Regions from separate parts of the Mus musculus genome. Here region 1 is linked to region 2. The links are chromatin loops, found by intact Hi-C in ENCODE. Cell type or tissue: left cerebral cortex. All regions are shown on one strand. Each heading gives the region's core, and the rest is flanking DNA. Links, peaks and the distances in the headings are about the cores only. Region 1 holds the start of Fam171a2 (family with sequence similarity 171, member A2). Region 2 has its middle 13 kb from the start of Meioc.

Region 1 (8,327 bases), core at 318-8,317, 200 kb after region 2:
GTTTTTTGTTTGTTTGTTTGGTTGGTTGGTTGTTTGGTTTGGTTTGTTGAGACAGGATTTCTCTGTGTAGCCCTGGCTGTCCTGGAACTCACTCTGTAGACCAGACTGGCCTTGAACTCAGAAATCCACCTCCCTCTGCCTCCCAAGTGCTGGGATTAAAGGCATGCACCACCACTGCCCAGCTCTGGTGCGCAGCTTTAAGCTATGTGTTTTACATAATTTTGGAGGGACAAACCTCAAAATAGTCCAAGACTTGGGAAAATAACCTTCACCTCTTCTGTCTGTTTCCACAACAAAGACCTTTACAGTGCTATTCTGAGGGAAGAGAGGCAGAAGAAACCGGCTGAGCTAAACTTGAAGAAGACAGTGTCACACCAGGGAGGGGACAGCAGATGTTGTCCGGTGCAGCCCCCTAATGCTGACCCTTCTGAGGAGACAGATCTTCCACTTAAAAAGCAGATGGGGTATAGAAGGCAGATTTCCAGCTGTGAGGATCAAGGTCAGGTGGCTTGGTAGAGGTCAGGCTATTCTCTGGAGTCCCGTGGAGTTTGATGGTTCACATGTGCCAGAAATGGGTTTTGAGCACCTAACATGTGCTTAGACTATTCCAAAGCTGGGCTGAGCAGTGAATAAAGCCAGTCTCTATCCCATGGGATCTCTGTTCAAGAAGATGAATGAAGTAAACCAAGAAATAAAGGTGTAGTCAGTGCTGGCCAGGGCTGTGAATGGAAAGGGGTGGGAAGAGTCTGTAATCCCAGCTATTCTAGAGGTAGAGGTAGGAGAATCACAAGTTCACAGCCTGCCTGGACTACAGGGTGAGTTCAGGGCCAGCCTGGGCTACAGAGTGAGTCCAAGGTCAGTTTAGGCTACAGAATGAGTTCAAGGCTAGCCTGGGCAGCTTATTCTGAGAATCTGAGATTCTGACATGATGTCTCAAAAAGTAATTTTTAAAAAAAGATTTTTATTTATTTATTATATGTAAGTACACTGTAGCTGTCTTCAGACACTCCAGAAGAGGGAGTCAGATCTCATTACGGATGGTTGTGAGCCACCATGTGGTTGCTGGGATTTGAACTCAGGACCTTTGGAAGAGCAGTCGGGTGCTCTTACCCACTGAGCCATCTCACCAGCCCCCGTAATTTTTTATATATGTGTAGATAGATAGATAGATAGATAGATAGATAGATAGATAGATAGAGATAGATAGATACATAGAGCTCTGTTAGGTCTGTTAGGGTATTTACCTAACACACAGGAAACTCTGGTCAGGTTCAGTAAACCAGGAGTGGTAGCACAAACATGTTTAACCAGAATTCATGCAGTAGAGAGAATAGGATCAGAAGAGTTGGAGGCTAAGGAGTTGCAGAGACAAAGTTTGGAGATGAGACGGAGGGTAGGACCATGCAGAGACTGCCCCATTCAGGGATCCATACCATAATCAACCACCAAAAGCAGACATTATTGCATATGCCAGTAAGATTTTGCCCACAGGACCCTGATATAGCTGACTCTAGTGAGACTATGCCAGTGCCTGGCAAATACAGAAGTGGAGGCTCACAGTAATCTATAGGATGGAACACATGGCCCCCAATGAAGGAACTAGAGAAACTACCCAACGAGCTGAAGGGGTCTGTAACCCTATAGGAGGAACAGCAATATGAACTAACCAGTACCCCCTGAGCTCATGTATGTAGCAGAAGATGGCCTAATCGGCCATCATTGGGAGGAGAGGTCCTTGGTCTTGCAAAGATTATATGCCCCAATACAGGGGAATACCAAGGCCAGGAAGTGGGAGTGGGTGAGTTGGAGAGCAAGGTTGGGGGGAGGATATAAGGGACTTTTGGAATAGCATTTGAATTGTAAATGAAGAAAATATCTAATAAAAAATTGTTTAAAAAAAGAGTTGGAGGCTAGCCTGGGCTACATTAGATTCTGTCTCAAAAGGGTACTTTGAGTGTATGTCTGTCACTGGCTGCTATTGTGTGTCAACCTGACACAAGCTAGAGTCCTCAGACAGGAAGGAGCCTTGGCTGAGAAAATGCCTCCATGAGATCCAGCTGTAGGACATTTTCTCAGTTCTAGCACACTAGTGATCAATGGGGGAGGGCCAGCCCATTGTGGTCCTGGGTTTTATAAGAAAACATACTGACAAGCCAGGGAAAGCAAGCCAGTAAGCAACCTCCCTTCATGGCCTCTGCATCAGCTCCTGCCTCCAGATTCCAGTCCTGCTTGAGTTCCTGTCCTGACTTCCTCCACTGATGAGCTATGATCTGGAAGTGTAAGCCAAATAAACCCTTTCCTCCCCAACTTGCTTTTTGGTCCTGGTGTTTTTCGTCAAGTCAATAGAAACCCTGAGACAATGCCTTTCCTCAGCATACCACCCTACTCCCATTCCTCCTTAATAACGGTCCTATTTCTATCACATTTTTAGAAAGTAAGGAAAAAGAAAGCTGAGACAACTTTCAGTAGGGGAGCAGTCGTTTACTATGTCCAAGACCCTGAGTTCAATCTTCAGTACTGAGGGTGGGGAGAAAGACAGAGGAGGGTGATGTGGAGAGGAGAAGGGGGATGTGGAGAGGAAAGGGGAGGGGAGGAAAGGGGGTAGGGGAGGACAGGAGAGAAGAGAGGAGAGGAGGGAGGCTGGAGAGATGGCTCAATGGTTAAGAGCACTGACTGCTCTTCCAGAGGTCCCAAGTTCAATTCCCAGCAGCCACATGGTGGCTCACAACCATCTGTAATGACACAAAAATCTGTCAGAGAGCTGACACCCTCTTCTGAAGACAGCTATAATTGTACTCATAATACATAAAATAAATAAATAAATCTTAGGAAAAAAAGAAGGAGAAGAAGAAGAGGAGAGGTGAGGTGAGGCGGAAGGAGGCATGGAAGGAGGGGAGTGGTGAGGAGATATCAGTGGGTGCTGGTGGAGGCGCCACTTCCCGAAGTCTTCAAAGGGAAGCCAGGTAGTCAAGGACAGGGCTCTGACGGTTGATCTGAGGCAATGAAAGAGCCGTTCCCTGCATGGAGCAAAGTGTTCAGAAAAAAAAAATTTCTGCCAGTAACAAGGGGGCAAGTTCTGGCAAAGAGGGAGTTGCTGAGGCTGGAGCCGGGTGGGGAGGGCCCTGGGGTACTTGTTTGTTAGGGAGGCAGGGGTGGTGGCTGAGCAGACACGCCTTGAACACTGAATTCAATGCTACGTGTCCAGGGACAGAAGAGGTGCATATATTCACCTCACCAGAGCCCATACTTGATTGTACCCAGAGGGGTAAAATGGTAAATCCTGATAACAATGATTTGACATCCATGCATGGCAAGTTCCAGAACAGGTTTCTAGCTGGGTGACTGAATATCTAAGTAAAGATTAAGCCGTGATCCTTGAATACCAGCCAAATTTCCTCTGGAGTCAGTCAGTCATTGCAACTGAATGGCCCAGACCACCTATCTTGATCCCAGCAAAGCATTTTAGCCTTGGGCCTCACGGACGAGAGAAATGTGAGCGGGATTGTAGTGGCTGGGATTTTAGATCTGAATGATCCTGATAAAACTGGGGTGCGGTGGGGGGGTCTCTCTGGGGTGTCTCAGCTCCATGTCAACTCTGGGCTGCCTAGAGACATCAGGAGATCCTTGAACGAAGGCAGCAGTAGCCTCTCTGCCCCACAGATAACTCCTGGCTGTGGCAGGCACAGGGATAATACAGTGGGCAAGCAAGGCAGATTCCAGGGAGCTCTGACAGATTGTGAAGTCGGCTTGAGACCAACACGATGAAATTCACCAAGGAAGAGCGCTAAAGCCTGCACTTAGGTTCCAAAAAAAAAAAAAAAAAAAAAAAAAAAGTTACATAAGCACAGAACTGGGAAATATGGTTACACGGAAATCTCTATTAAAAAGGAAGAGATGCTGCGTGCAATCCCCTCTACCCTTGGCTGGCTACTCCAGGGTCTGAGGTGGGGGGCGGGGGCGGTGAGAAGAAGGAGGAGGAAGAGGAAACAGATGGAAATGAGGGGAGGAGAAAGAAAGAAGGAAAAGAGGGAAAGAGGAAAGGAAGGGATGAAGGGAAAGACCTGGTGACTTTGCCCCCTTAAGTAGAGAGACTTAGTCAGAGGGAAGCCTGCTGCGTCCCCTAGGGGAAGCCATCCTTGTCATAGGTCTCCTGGGTAGCAGGCTGTGCTGAAGAGGTGACTGGGCAGAGAGAACGACGCAAAACAGAAGCTAAGGGATAGTGACAGCCAGAAACGATAAGGAGAGAAAGGTTGTTTGGGAGCTTGTCTTCAAACATGGGGTTCAGCGAAGGAAGATCCAGTTTGTCAATCAGGATGCCGGAACCAATGGGATTCTTTTGTGGGGGGAGGCGTCTGCTTCCACTTCTACAAAACCTCTCTAGCCAGATGTCTCCTCCAGAAGGAGGTCTTATTACTCCAAGGGAGGCAAGCCCCTCCCCGGCCAACAATAGCACCACTTACTGCACCGGTGCACCTGTCAGACTTGTGTCAGAGGACCAGGAACTGGCTATGTAGAGCAAAGTGGCCTTGAACTCACAGAGCTCTTCCTGTTGGGATAAAAGGTGCCTGGCATTCCTCCACCATCACCCCGAACCACCCCTCACACACACCTTGGTATCTCAACCACGTTACTAGGTAGAGATTATTATGATTGTCACTTTAAAGGATAAGTGAGGCTGAATATAGCGGCTTGCATTTGAAATCCCAACACTCTGGAAGCGGAGGCAGGAAAAGGGCCATGAGTTCGAGGTCATTCTGAACTTCAGACCATCCTCTTTAAAGCAAGAGAGGCTAAGAAGGCTGTAAGGAACTTGTCTTGCCTGTTTCTGAATGGAAGTCATGGGGGGCGGGGGAGGAGGCTGACATGACCACAGGTCAGCTTCCCAATGTTGGATGGAGACCGCAGCCTCCTCAACACTACGGAGCTCTCGGTGTGGGAGAAGAAAATTCTCACTCTTTCCAACTACAGCCCTTAGGAGTAGGCAATAGCCATTCTCCTACCCCTCAATTTTACACCACATCTCAAGAGCTCTCCAACCCCAACCCGGGTAATTGCCCCCTAATCGCTGCACTCCATTGCTGTCTGGAATCTTGGGTTACCGGGTGGGGGCTGCCGGGTGGGCTGCAGGCAGAGCCGGGCCTCGAGGGGGCGGTGCCCGCTGGCCCGCCGTGCCGGGTGTCGACTGCAGGGGGCGCTGGCGGCCGCTCCGGGCAGAGACAATCGCGCCGAGCGGGCGCCGCAGCCGGAGCGGGAGCCCAACCCGGAGCTGCACAGAGCGGTGCAGAACTGGGGCTGAGCGGGGCCGGCCGATCAGGGCCGGGCGGCAACGATGGACCGCTAGGGCCCGGCCGAGCCCCGCGATGCCGCCGCCGAGTGGCCCCGGCGTCCTCGCGCGGCTGCTGCCGCTGCTGGGGCTGCTGCTCGGCGGCGCCTCCCGGGCTCCCGGCAAGTCTCCGCCGGAGCCCCCCAGCCCGCAGGGTGAGTATCGGCCTCGAGGGGCGGCGATCGTGGGCCTGTACCCTGTGATCGGCTGCCACCGCTGGCCCCCTCTTCACGGTGCTAGTGACTTGGGATGCATTCTGCTCCCAGGATGGCGGGGGGAAGGCGACCTGAGATCGGTGCTTCTGGGGGAGAGATTGGGGGACTGTTTGCTGCGGGGGTCTTGGGGAGACACAATGGAGAGGGCGAGGGTCTCCAGGCTCGGCGCTGCCGCCTCCTCCGACTTGTTTTTCTCCCTCCTGGTCCGCGAGGCACTGCAGCCAGAGCTATTGTCTGCGGAAGACACCCGCCCAGGGGCGGGCTGGGGCGGGCGCCGGCTCCGCAGCCCCCCGCGGGTCCCTAGCTGCGACCCAGGCTGGGTGGGGGCGCAGACATCGGCTGCCACCCTGGCCGGACTGGGGCTGGGAGCTTAGAGCTGGGCTGCGAGGGGGGAGGGGAGAGGGGGAGTGGGTGAGGCTGTAGGCGGGATTGACTGCTCGAATGGGGTTTTCACCCAGGAGCCTGACAGCTTCTAGCCAATCCCCCCCCAGGTTTAGAATTTGGGGCTCACCGAATAAACACTGATCAGCTCATGCTAGAGGGAGGGGATGCATTTGGAAGGGGGGGGGCGAGTACAGGCGTTATTGTGATTCCCGGCTCAAGGCGCATGGCAGGGCTGTGGTCACGGAGCCATGCTGAGCTGGCTGGCTAGCTGTGGGCAGTACCAGCTGAGAGGGCAGGTGTCTGGGTCCTTGTCCAGCCTGTCTCTTGCTACTACTCTCTTCTACCAGCTTCCCTTCTTCATTTCACTCATTCCCCCGCCCCCAAAGGAGACCCTGACCCTCCTAACGCCTAACCTGGCCCACATGGGTGTGTGAGGTGAAGGTAGAGCTGGCCCCTGCATTGGGAGCTGGACACCCTGACTCCACAGCTCACTCGTGGGTGCTCTGGGCCTCTCTTCTCCTCATCCCTGCTTCCCTCTCCCACCTTTCTGGTTCCTGCGCCACCACCCCACAATTGCTCTTCCTTCCCTGCCTGCGGTTCCATCCTGAAACAGTGTTCTTTGCTCCTTATGCCACCCCCCCCCCACACACACACACACCAGAAGCTAGCAGGAAAGGCGGAAGGCGGGGGTCTGGTTGAGGGAAGTAGGGTCCGGATGAAGGAAGGAGGTCGGATTTCCTCCTGGAACAAGGCAGGGCTAGCCAAGTGGAGAGATGCAGATACTGTATGGAATGCCAAGCTTTGAGGGTGGGGAGGGATCTTCCTGTGCCTCAGTCTCCCCTAATCTCCCAGAGAAGAGGCCCAAGCTAAGAAGCTTCTCCTCCTCCAAGGCCCAGGGGAGGGAGGAAGGGCCCAGGGAATTGGCTGGAATACAGCCAGAATAAGGGGCTCTCTCAGGCAGCTGGCGGGGAGCCCAGGCTGTGGGGAAGCAGGGAAAGGAGTCTGCTAGACACCTGCCCCACCTCCCAGCTTGGTGCTGACTTTCCTTCCGGCCTTACCTGCCCACCTCTGTTTTGTTTCCCAGGTCCCTCCTCTACCTCTTTTGAGGCTTTGGCCCTTGAGCCAAAAGGCTTCCCTCAAGTGACAAAATTTCAGACTCCAGGATCCTCTCTTCCCAGCTGCTTTCTCCAGCTGTTCCTAAGCCTAGAATGGGGCTGGGAGCAGTCAGACTCTTTTAGCTTCTCAGAATTCCTACTGGGGCAGGAGACTGCCACTCCTTGGAGAGCCAGCGTGGGAGTGGGCAGAGTGGGTGCCCCACCCTAACAAGCTAGACTCTGGCCTATCCTGGAGAGGGAGGTGGGCTCTGGGAATAGCTGGATGGGATGCCAGGACCAGGCGTGGTATCCTGCTTTGGAAGCCTGAGAAGAGACACCTGTCACTGTGGAGTGTCAAGTCGGTGAAAGGCCTTGAGGTTCTGAGGCTGCCCACGCCCCCCAGCCCCGCCCCTTCTTCTCTCCGCTCCAGGCTCCAGGCTCCCTCTCTACCTGGGATTTCCCCCAGCATCCAGTGCATCCTCCACTTGTCTCCCAATCTATGATGCTCATTAGGAAGGCGGGGGCGGGGCCTAGTCTTGAGGGAGAAGCGGGTGCTGAGTGGAAAGGGTTAGATGGCAGAGGCGACCTGTGGAAATCCATGAGAGTAATTTAAGTCCTCATCACCCACCCAAACCCAAGCACCTCGCCTTCAGGGCCAGAGTGGCCAGGTTACCCTGGAGGAAGGGAGGTGGGGGACGGGGGGGGGGTTTCACAGATAGCCTGGAAATTTAAATGTTTATGCGTCCCAGTCCCTGCACACTCTTTCCCTTGGGCCTGGGTCTGCTTTCCGTGTAGCCCATCCCCATCAGTGCCCCAGCTCCTTTGCTTGATCTCCCGGGAGGAATGAGGGCGTTGCCATGGTGAGTGACTGTCGCTGACCAGCTACAGACTGTGATGGGAGGGATCAAGATACTCCTTTGAGCTTAGGAGCTGGGGCAGGTCCCTAAATTTGAAGGGTTTTTGGATAGGATCCTGGGTAGAGGGTGTGTGTAAGAAGTGACAGAGTGACAGGTTCCTTGGTGGCTTGACTTGATTTTTTTTTTTTTTTTTTTTTTTTTGTTCCTTGAGAACTCAAGCTTCCATCTTTCCTCTAGGTTACTCGATCTTGCCCTCTCCCCCTCCACCTGAGGCTCCCCATTCTCCCAGGGCTCATTCTTTCTTGGTCTCTCTTCTCCTCTTCAGACCATTGTTCTTTTAGGGTAGACTGGCTAACATTTTTTAACTCTAGAAGTAGACTACTAGGTTCAGAGCTCAGATTTCTCACTTAACTGCAGTACAAGGACTTAACGCCTTCTAAGCCTCACTTTCTTT
Region 2 (8,327 bases), core at 114-8,113:
TTTATTTTCAAGACAGGGTTCCTGTGTGTAGCTCTGGGCTCTGTAGACCAGGCTGCACTCAGACTCAGAGATCTACCTGCCTCTGCCTCCTGAGTGCTGGGATTAAAGGCCTATATCAGCTCTCTCCAGCCCCCCCCCAACCCCCTATTGCACCTCCACATATCATTTAATTCTTACAGTGGTCTTTGGAGTGGTTTGTTGATGAGGTTCATAGAGATAAAGTCACTCGCCTAAAGTTCCTGCGTCTAAGTGATGAATCGAAACGTTTACTCCAGAGTTGCCTGACTACAGCACATTCCACAAACCTGTCCTGTCACCATTACTCTCCCCACCACCACCACTCCCGAGTTATCCCAGCATGGGTTTTTATTTCATCGTTATAAGCAAGTATGTTTATACAGAGTTCCTGCTGGCTTATATAAGTACATGCTCAGGGTATTAGTCACTGTCATGTTGCTAGGATAAAATAGCTGACAGAAGCCATGGAGTGGACCGAAGCGTTATTCTGGTTCTGTGTGGGAGAGCCTGTCCTGGCCATCCTGTTGGTAGAGGCATGGAGGAGTGGCTCACTTCACAGCAGAGGGAGTACTATTCCCATCACAACAGAGGAAGTAAGTGGCGCAGGCTATTCCCATCTCGGTGAAACAGGACACTGAGAGACCAACTTTAATAAACCAGGACTAGGCTATAGTCAAAAGCCGGGCCTGATTTACCTACTTCCGCTAGCTAGGCCTCACCTTCTAAAGGTTGCACAACCTCCTGTCATGAAGTATAGTCCTGTGCTGGGGTACCTGGCAGGACCATACCAAGCTGTGTCCCCGAGTAACTACACCACACAGCAGATCTGGTATAAGGGGGTTTACTGGGGGAAGAACCTGGGAAGGGGTAGGGGCAGACCAGTGGACATAGGCAGACAGGCTGGAGCAGAGGCAGGAGGGCAGAGAAGGGGGCAGTACAGAGGACAGGGAGGGAGGGAGAGTGAGGGAGGGAGAGAGGAAGAGAGAGAATGAGCACGAGAGAGCCCTGGAGTAGCCAGCAGTCCTTTTATACACATCTGGCACACCTGGCAGAGATGACAGGTGATGGAGGCAGGTGATGGCAGCAGGTGATTGTGACTTAAGTCATTACTAGGTCCCTGGGAAGAGCCTAGTGGAATCCTGAGTAAACTAGCACCTCCCAAAAATAATGCTGCCAGCTTGGGGGGTGGGGGGTGGGGGTGGAGGGAAGACCTTCCAAACATGAGCCATTGTGGGATAGTTCAGATTCAAAGCATAACAGGCAAGGGCAGATGTGGTAGCACATGCCTTTAATCCTATCACTTGGGATGCAGAGGTAGGCAGACCTCTGCGAGTTCAAAGCCAGCCTGGTCTACATAGTGAGACCCTTTTTGTTCTTGTTGTTTATGTAAATTTAAACCCCAACAGACAGGAAGCACCAAACAATAATTGCTTCTTCTCTTACACGTGACCTGACTGCACACCCCAGCCAAGTTTTCAAAGTTCAGATTCACTCGTTGTTTTATTATATTCTTAATGCTGGCTGGCCCAGGTGTTATAACTGCCCCCTTGCTGGAGCTGGCACTGGAATAAGGAAATAAAGCCAGGCTCAGCATCCACTGTAAGGTTGAGCGACATCATTTCCTGAGCAGGAGAGCCCCAGGAGTACCTGAGGTCTCTCACACCCAGTTACCCACACGTGGCCTCTCTCTATTTCCTGTCATTTGAATATGTGTGAAACTCAGTGATGTCTGCCCTTTTTTTTTTTAATTTTGAGAAATTAAATTTAAATGAATCAAAAACACATGGATTGGCTTTTCCTCAGAAGGACACTCACATTTTAAAGTGGAAAGGAAAATACATGGGACAAAGACCAGATGGATGTTTAAATATGGAAGCAGAGTTGGAATATCTGGGGAAAGTTGAAGCACTCAGGCGTGCCCAGCCCAGACTCCTCTCTCTCGCAGCTGCAGAGAGACAGGCCACCTCTGGGATGAGCAGGCCTTGCTCTGTGGATGACTGGTATCAGAAGGTATGAATTCATGATACACCAATGCCTCCTAGAGGTTATCGTGATCTCTGGGACTGAACAAGCCACTTGGTCCTTAAATTTTTAGTTATCTGTTAAAAAAGAGGGAGGCCAGGGGCTGGAGAGACAGCTCAGCAGTGAAAAGCACTCAGTGCTCTTCCAGGGAACCTGTGTTCAGTTCCAAACACCCACATCTGGCCGCTTACCGATTCCTCTAACTCCAGCTCAGGGGGAATCCATGACCTCTGGCATCTGCAGGCACCTGTGCTCATGTGCAAGTATCCATATGTACACATCACACCTAAACATATTAGTAAAAATAAATCCTGGGACTGGCGAGATGGTGCAGCAGTTCTGAGGGCGAGGAGCTCTTCCAGAAGACCCGCACTCAGCTCCCAGCACCCGTGTAGACACGCACCTCTCTAACTCCAGTCCCAGGGGATCTGAAGCCCTCATCTGATCCACTCCAGGCACCAGGCACGCATGTGGTGCGCAGACACATATGCAGGCAAAGCACCCGTACACATAAAATAAATACATAAAATGAAAATAGATCTTTAAAAAAAAAAGCTGGAATGAAGTTAGGGCATCTAGTTGTAATTAGACTTCTTCTTCTTTTTAAACACACAGCTAAGGGTGAAAATAAAGCTGAAACCCAGATGTTAATCTATATTCTGTGGGGGCGGGAGAGGGAGGGGAAGACCCACCAGAGGGTCCTCAGCTCACAAACAGCGATCTTGGCTTTTGCTTTGGTCTGCAACCCGGCACACAGGAACTCGGTACATCCTTGGGGTGGTCTTCCTACTGCACCATACTGCCTTCTTTGGGAAACGTTTCCCCAGGGAGGATGGTATCTGAAAGCTCCCCCATCCTTGATGTTCTCCCGAGTCCTGAACCCCTCCTTCTGACTCTGTTTCCCATTAGCAGCTTATGTCCACCCTGACCCAGGATGCCCTGGGGCTCTCATGGATTCTGTCACTCTTTGTATTGTCTCCCGCTAAAGTTCTTCTTCCTCATACCCCCACTTCTGTGTCCTCTGTCTATCCCTGCTTCAATTCATGCTGTGGCAATTATAAACTGTATTTCTAGGGGCCGGCGAGATGGCTCAGCAGGTAAAAGGTGATTGCTGCCAAACCTGAGTTTGATCCTTGGAACCCACAGAGTAGAAGGAGAGAGTCAAACCCACAAAGTGGTTCTCTTTCCTTCACATGTATGTTGTGGCATGCATATACACATTCACGTGTACACACACACACACATGTGTACACACACACACATGTACACACACATACCACACCACACAGAGAAAGAAAAGAAAAAAAAAAAAGGAAGGCAGGAGGGAGAGAGAGGCAGGGCAGACTGTAGAGATGGCTCAGCTTTAAGGACATGTGTACCTTTTTTTTTTTTAAGATTTATTTATTTATTTATTATATGTAGGTACACTGTAGCTGTTGTCAGATGCTCCAGAAGAGGGCGCCAGATCTTCCCAGTGGTTGTGAGCCACCATGTGGTTGCTGGGATTTGAACTCAGGATCTTTGGAATAACTGGCAGTGCTCTTAACCTCTGAGCCATCATCTCCGGCCCACGTGTGTACCTTTTGCAGAGGACCTGAGTTCAGCTCACAGGAACCATATCAAGTGGCTCACAAGCCCCTGGAACTCCAGCTTCTGAGAGATCTGCCACCCCTGGCCCCTGCCTTCGTGGGCACCTGCAATCACATGAACATACTCCACAGATACGTATTCCTATTTTTAAAAATAATTTATTTTTATTTTATGTGCATTGGTGTTTTGCCTGCATGTTTGTCTGTGTGAGGGTGTCGGATCCCCTGGGACTGGGGGAGTCACAGACTGTTGCGAGCTGCCATGTGGGTGCTGGGACTTGAACCCAGGGCCTCCACAAGAGTAGTCAGTGCTCTTAACCTCTGAGACATCTCTCCAACCCCGCATATACATAATTTTATTAAAAAGTAAATAAATACTCTTTTAGAAAGAAAGAAGGAAAAAAGGAAGGAGGATTCTTTTTGATGCCCCTCTAAAATAGAAGGGGTTTTTTTGAAAAAGAATTTTTAGTTATATTTTTATTCAGTGTTTTTGAGACAGGGCCTGATGTAGCCAAGGCTAACCTTAAACACCAGCTCCTCCTGCCTGCACCTTCGAAGTGCTGGGGTTACAGGTGTGCACCAACCTCCACTCCCAGCTTAGAAGAATTATTGCTACTCACTAACTAGTCAGAGGGTTTGGGCCAGGTCACATCTCCTCCACAGGCTTCAGTTTCTTCGCCTCTAAGATGCTAGTGTAAGCTAGCACCTACCACACACCTATTTGCAAAGTACGTGGACCTTGCACACGGAGAAGACAGCAGTGGCAGACTCCGACAGCAGCGTTGGCCAGATCCAATACCAGGTGCTTTAAAGATCCCTCCACCAAATCATATGAAAATGTTATTGTCAACCCTAACTTCGCATATGTAAACTAGAGGTCACTAAATTGAATAATTTACTCTAGATCCCTCCAGATGGTGGCTGGTGGAATTAGCCATTCTGACTCCTGAGTCCCTAACTTTACCGCTGCCCGATACTACCTACCTCTTACTACCTTGTGAACTGAGGGGGATAGTTAAAAGTAATCCCTTAGCATTGTAATGGCACTTTCTCATTCTGAAGCGCTGTTCATGTTCATGCCTTATTTGATCTTCACAGCGACCCTAAGGGTAGGTATTAGCAACCCAATTTATGGGGCAAGAACAGAGACTTATTAAGAGGGTCACGTGTCCCAAGGCATGCAGCTGGCAAAGGCACTCGGCACTCCATGACCAAGGACTGCCCGTTCCCAATGTGTCCAGTGCCTCCCATCCACCCCTCTCCTCTAGCTCCAGCGTAGTCCACCATTCTTTTCTCTGCATCTTTCTTTAAAGAGGCACTGCCTCCTCACCGTGAACCCGGCCCTGCATATACACGCAAGCAACAACAGGGGGCGCTGTGGACTAACTCACCAGTCTGGCGAATCCAAACTTGTTCTGATAAATCTTTTTGGTTTTATTTATGTTTTGATGTGTATAACTACTACTTGCATATGGTATACATTCTTAAAGGTATAAATGAGCATACAATGTACCTGCTTCCTAGCTCCCCAGTTCTCTCAGCATTTGAATGCTAGAAGTGTATGCTTACATAATAGAACGTATGGTGTTTTTTTTTTCCCACCCAGATGGTAGCATACAAATGCCCACAGGTTATCTTTTCTTCCACATACAAATTATATTATACGGTAGCCACTATCCTTACTCCAGTCATTTCAAGATTGTTTATCTTTTATGCTTTTGTTTTTGTTAGTGAGGCAGAGTTTCATGTAGCCCAGGCTGTCCTCAAACTCACCGTGTAGTTGAGGATGCCTTTGAAAGTCTAGCTGGGTGGTGGTGGTGGAGGAGGACTTTGATTCAAGCACTCCGGCGGGAGACCAGGTCTCTGAGCAGGAGACCAGCCTCCACTACAAGGTGAGTTCCAGGGCAGCCAAGGTTACACAGAGAAACCCTGTCCGAAAGAAAGAAAGAAAGAGAGAGAGAGAGAGAGAGAGAGAGAGAGAGAGGAGGGAGAGAGGAAGGGAGGGAGGGAGGGGAAGGAAAGAAAAGAAAAGAAAAGAAAAGAAAAGAAAAAAGAAAAGAAAAGGAAGGAGAAGGGAAGGGAAGGGAAGGGAAGGGAAGGGAAGGGAAGGGAAGGGAAGGGAAGGGAAGGGAAGGGAAGGGAAGGGAAGGGAAGGGAAGGGAAGGGAAGGGAAACAAAAGAAAACAAAAAAAAAAAAAGGAAAAAAGAAATTCTACTCCTCTTGCTTCCACCTTTTGCCCAGTTTCTGTGGTGCCGGGGATCGAACACACAAGATAGGCAAGCATTACTCCAACTGAGCTACATCCCCCAGCCAAGGTAACTTATCACGCAGATCAGCCCATGTCAGAATTTCCAATACCCAATCAAATGGACGAGCCAGAAGCCATTCAATCAACTCCTCTTGTACTGAAGCTTTAATAAAGGCAGCGGTGCCTCGGTGGCTTTGTGCATGCATGGTTCTGAAGGCTGGCTTCTCAGAGTTGGAGTTGTTTGTCTGCAGTTTGTAATGTCAGTCGATATTGCTAAGTTCCATACCCAAGCAGTGCTTACAACTGCATCCATGTCCACGTGGAATGTTTCTCATACCCTTGCCAACCCAGAGACTTCCACGGTGGAGTCTGATTTTCGCTTGTCCCCTAGGTGGGAAGATGGCTTCTCACTGAGATTTTCGTTGACTCTGATAATGAGTGCTCTCTGAGTTCTGAAATTCGTATATACATAATGATTAGCAGGTGCTGTTCCATGCCAGGTTGTGCTGTGGCTTCTCCCCTTTACCCAACTTTCTTTTAAATGTTAAGTATACTTGTCTCATTTATCTATCATCTATCTTTCAATCTACCTATCTTGTATCATCTATTCTATCTTTCAATCTGTCCTTCTATCCACCTATCTATCTATCTACCTATCTATCATCTCTCTACCTGGGTTGAGGGAAGGTACACACCATGACCTGTGTATGGAGGTCAAACGACAACTATTACGAATCAGTTCTCTCCCTATACACTAAGTGGGGCTTTGAGGAGTGTGGGATGGTTAGAGTCGGTCCTGAGTCCTTCTGTTTCTGAGACCCACAGCCCAAGTGTCTCCACACCCCAGCCTATACCGAATATTTGAAAGGTAGACATGTTGCAGATACTGTGACCTTATCTATGGTCAAGAGACCATTTAGCCAGGCCCTGGTGGTTCACAGGTTTGACCCTTGCACTCAGGAGGCAGAGGCAGGTGGATCTCTGTGAGTTCGTGGCCAGCCTGGGCTACAGAGTGAGTTCCAGGATAGCCAAGGCTACACAGGGAGACCCTACCTCACTGCCTTCGAAAAATAAAATAAAATAAAACAAACAACAAAAACAAAAAAACAAAAAAACAAAAAAGGGGAGGGAGAGAGAGAACCACATAGACCGTGTAGACCACGTAGACTGAGTAGACCATGCCATCTTGAATTGATAGAGTTCTGCCTGCTTCTGCCTTTCTACCTCTTGAGCACTAAGATTAAAAGCACATGCCACTATGAGCACCTATTCTTTTCTTTTGTGTGGACCGTGCCTGTGTGTGAGCACTCACGTGGAAGGCAGAGGTTGAATACTTCCTTGACTGATTCCCACCTAGTATATGGAGGTAGTCACTTTGAGTGCCCAGGTCATTATTCGGGGTAGGCTAGCCTGCCCCGTCTCCATCTGTTGAGCACTCTGGGGTTATAGGCAAGGCATCTGCCAGCATCATTTGCCATGCTTTCAGGTTACCTGGGTTTAGCTCCCAGCATCTGCGAGGCAGCTCGTAACATCTGTAACTACAAAAGGATCTGATGGCCTCTTCTGGTCTTTGTGGGCACCAGACACTTATGTGGTGCGTATACATACATACATGAAGGCAAAACATTCATATGCATAATATAAATCTAAAAGAAAAATATATTTCAAATATTGACTTATTTTTATGTGCATGGTGTTTTGCCAGAATGTATGTCTGTGTGAGAGCGTCAGATCCCCTGGAACTGGAGTCACAGACAGCTGTGAGCTGCCATGTGGGTGCTGGGAATTGAACCCTGATCCTCTTGAAGAACAGCCAGTGCTATTAACCTCTGAGCCACCCCTCCAGTCCCTAAAAGAAAAGTTTTAAGTGGAGCTTAATTAAAGAGAAGGTTAGAATATCAATACCTCCGTGTGAAGGCTCTGAACCACTTCTCAAATCTCTCGTTCTTTGTGGCCCAGAACACTTTACCCCACAGGTGAGTCCCAACCTGTTGCAGACATCTGTCTGCCCCTTAAACCGCCTCCTCTGTTAGCTGTGAAGCACCCAAAGGCCCCCTTTTTGCCCCTCAGACCAAAGAAGGAATCAATGTAAGAATGTTTGTCTATTTATTTGTCTAGGTAGGTTCTGTTTTGGTTGTTTTGGGTTTTTTTGGTGGGTGGAGGGTGGGGAGGTTGGTAGCCCAGGATGACCTTGTACTTTTTTACCTTTTTGCCTCCACCCCCAAATGCTGGGGCTACCAGGATGTGCCTGGTCTATACAGTGCTGAGGGTTGAACATAGAGCTTTGTAAAGCCAGGCAAGCGCTCTACCAACTGAGCCATGTTACCGGTCCTACACAGGACTTTCAATGGGTTTACTTTTGCCTTCCAGCTTCTGAAAAGCCATCCTCCAGGAGGCCCATCCCCTTCGGTAGTAGCTTACCTCACCAGGCGTGCGGTTCCCGCTGCCT

What was found. Hi-C counts contacts between places; a loop is a spot of excess contacts. Peaks named below come from ENCODE experiments on the same cell type or tissue, not always from the same donor. Only the 100,000 strongest peaks of a DNase experiment are listed, where the experiment ranks them.
Region 1: it touches region 2 in a loop (3-fold over the local background); 2 of 42 quality-filtered maps call a loop at or near these places.

The regions. Positions count from the first base shown.
Region 1 is chr11:102,444,549-102,452,875 of GRCm38, reverse strand. It overlaps Fam171a2 (family with sequence similarity 171, member A2), which reads left to right and starts at 5,213. Exons shown (of 8, transcript NM_199200.2): 1 at 5,213-5,478. The coding sequence starts at 5,361. In left cerebral cortex, for the core only: a CTCF peak has its summit at 5,154 (motif pointing right); DNase peaks (open chromatin) are centred at 6,530, 6,902, 7,181, 7,494 and 6 more places; H3K4me3 peaks cover 3,245 bases; H3K27ac peaks cover 4,040 bases.
Region 2 is chr11:102,648,212-102,656,538 of GRCm38, reverse strand. No RefSeq gene overlaps it. Among named protein-coding and RNA genes, the nearest start is that of Meioc, 13 kb to the left of the region's middle. In left cerebral cortex, for the core only: CTCF peaks have their summits at 3,489 (motif pointing right) and 4,985 (motif pointing right); DNase peaks (open chromatin) are centred at 483 and 5,000; H3K27ac peaks cover 256 bases.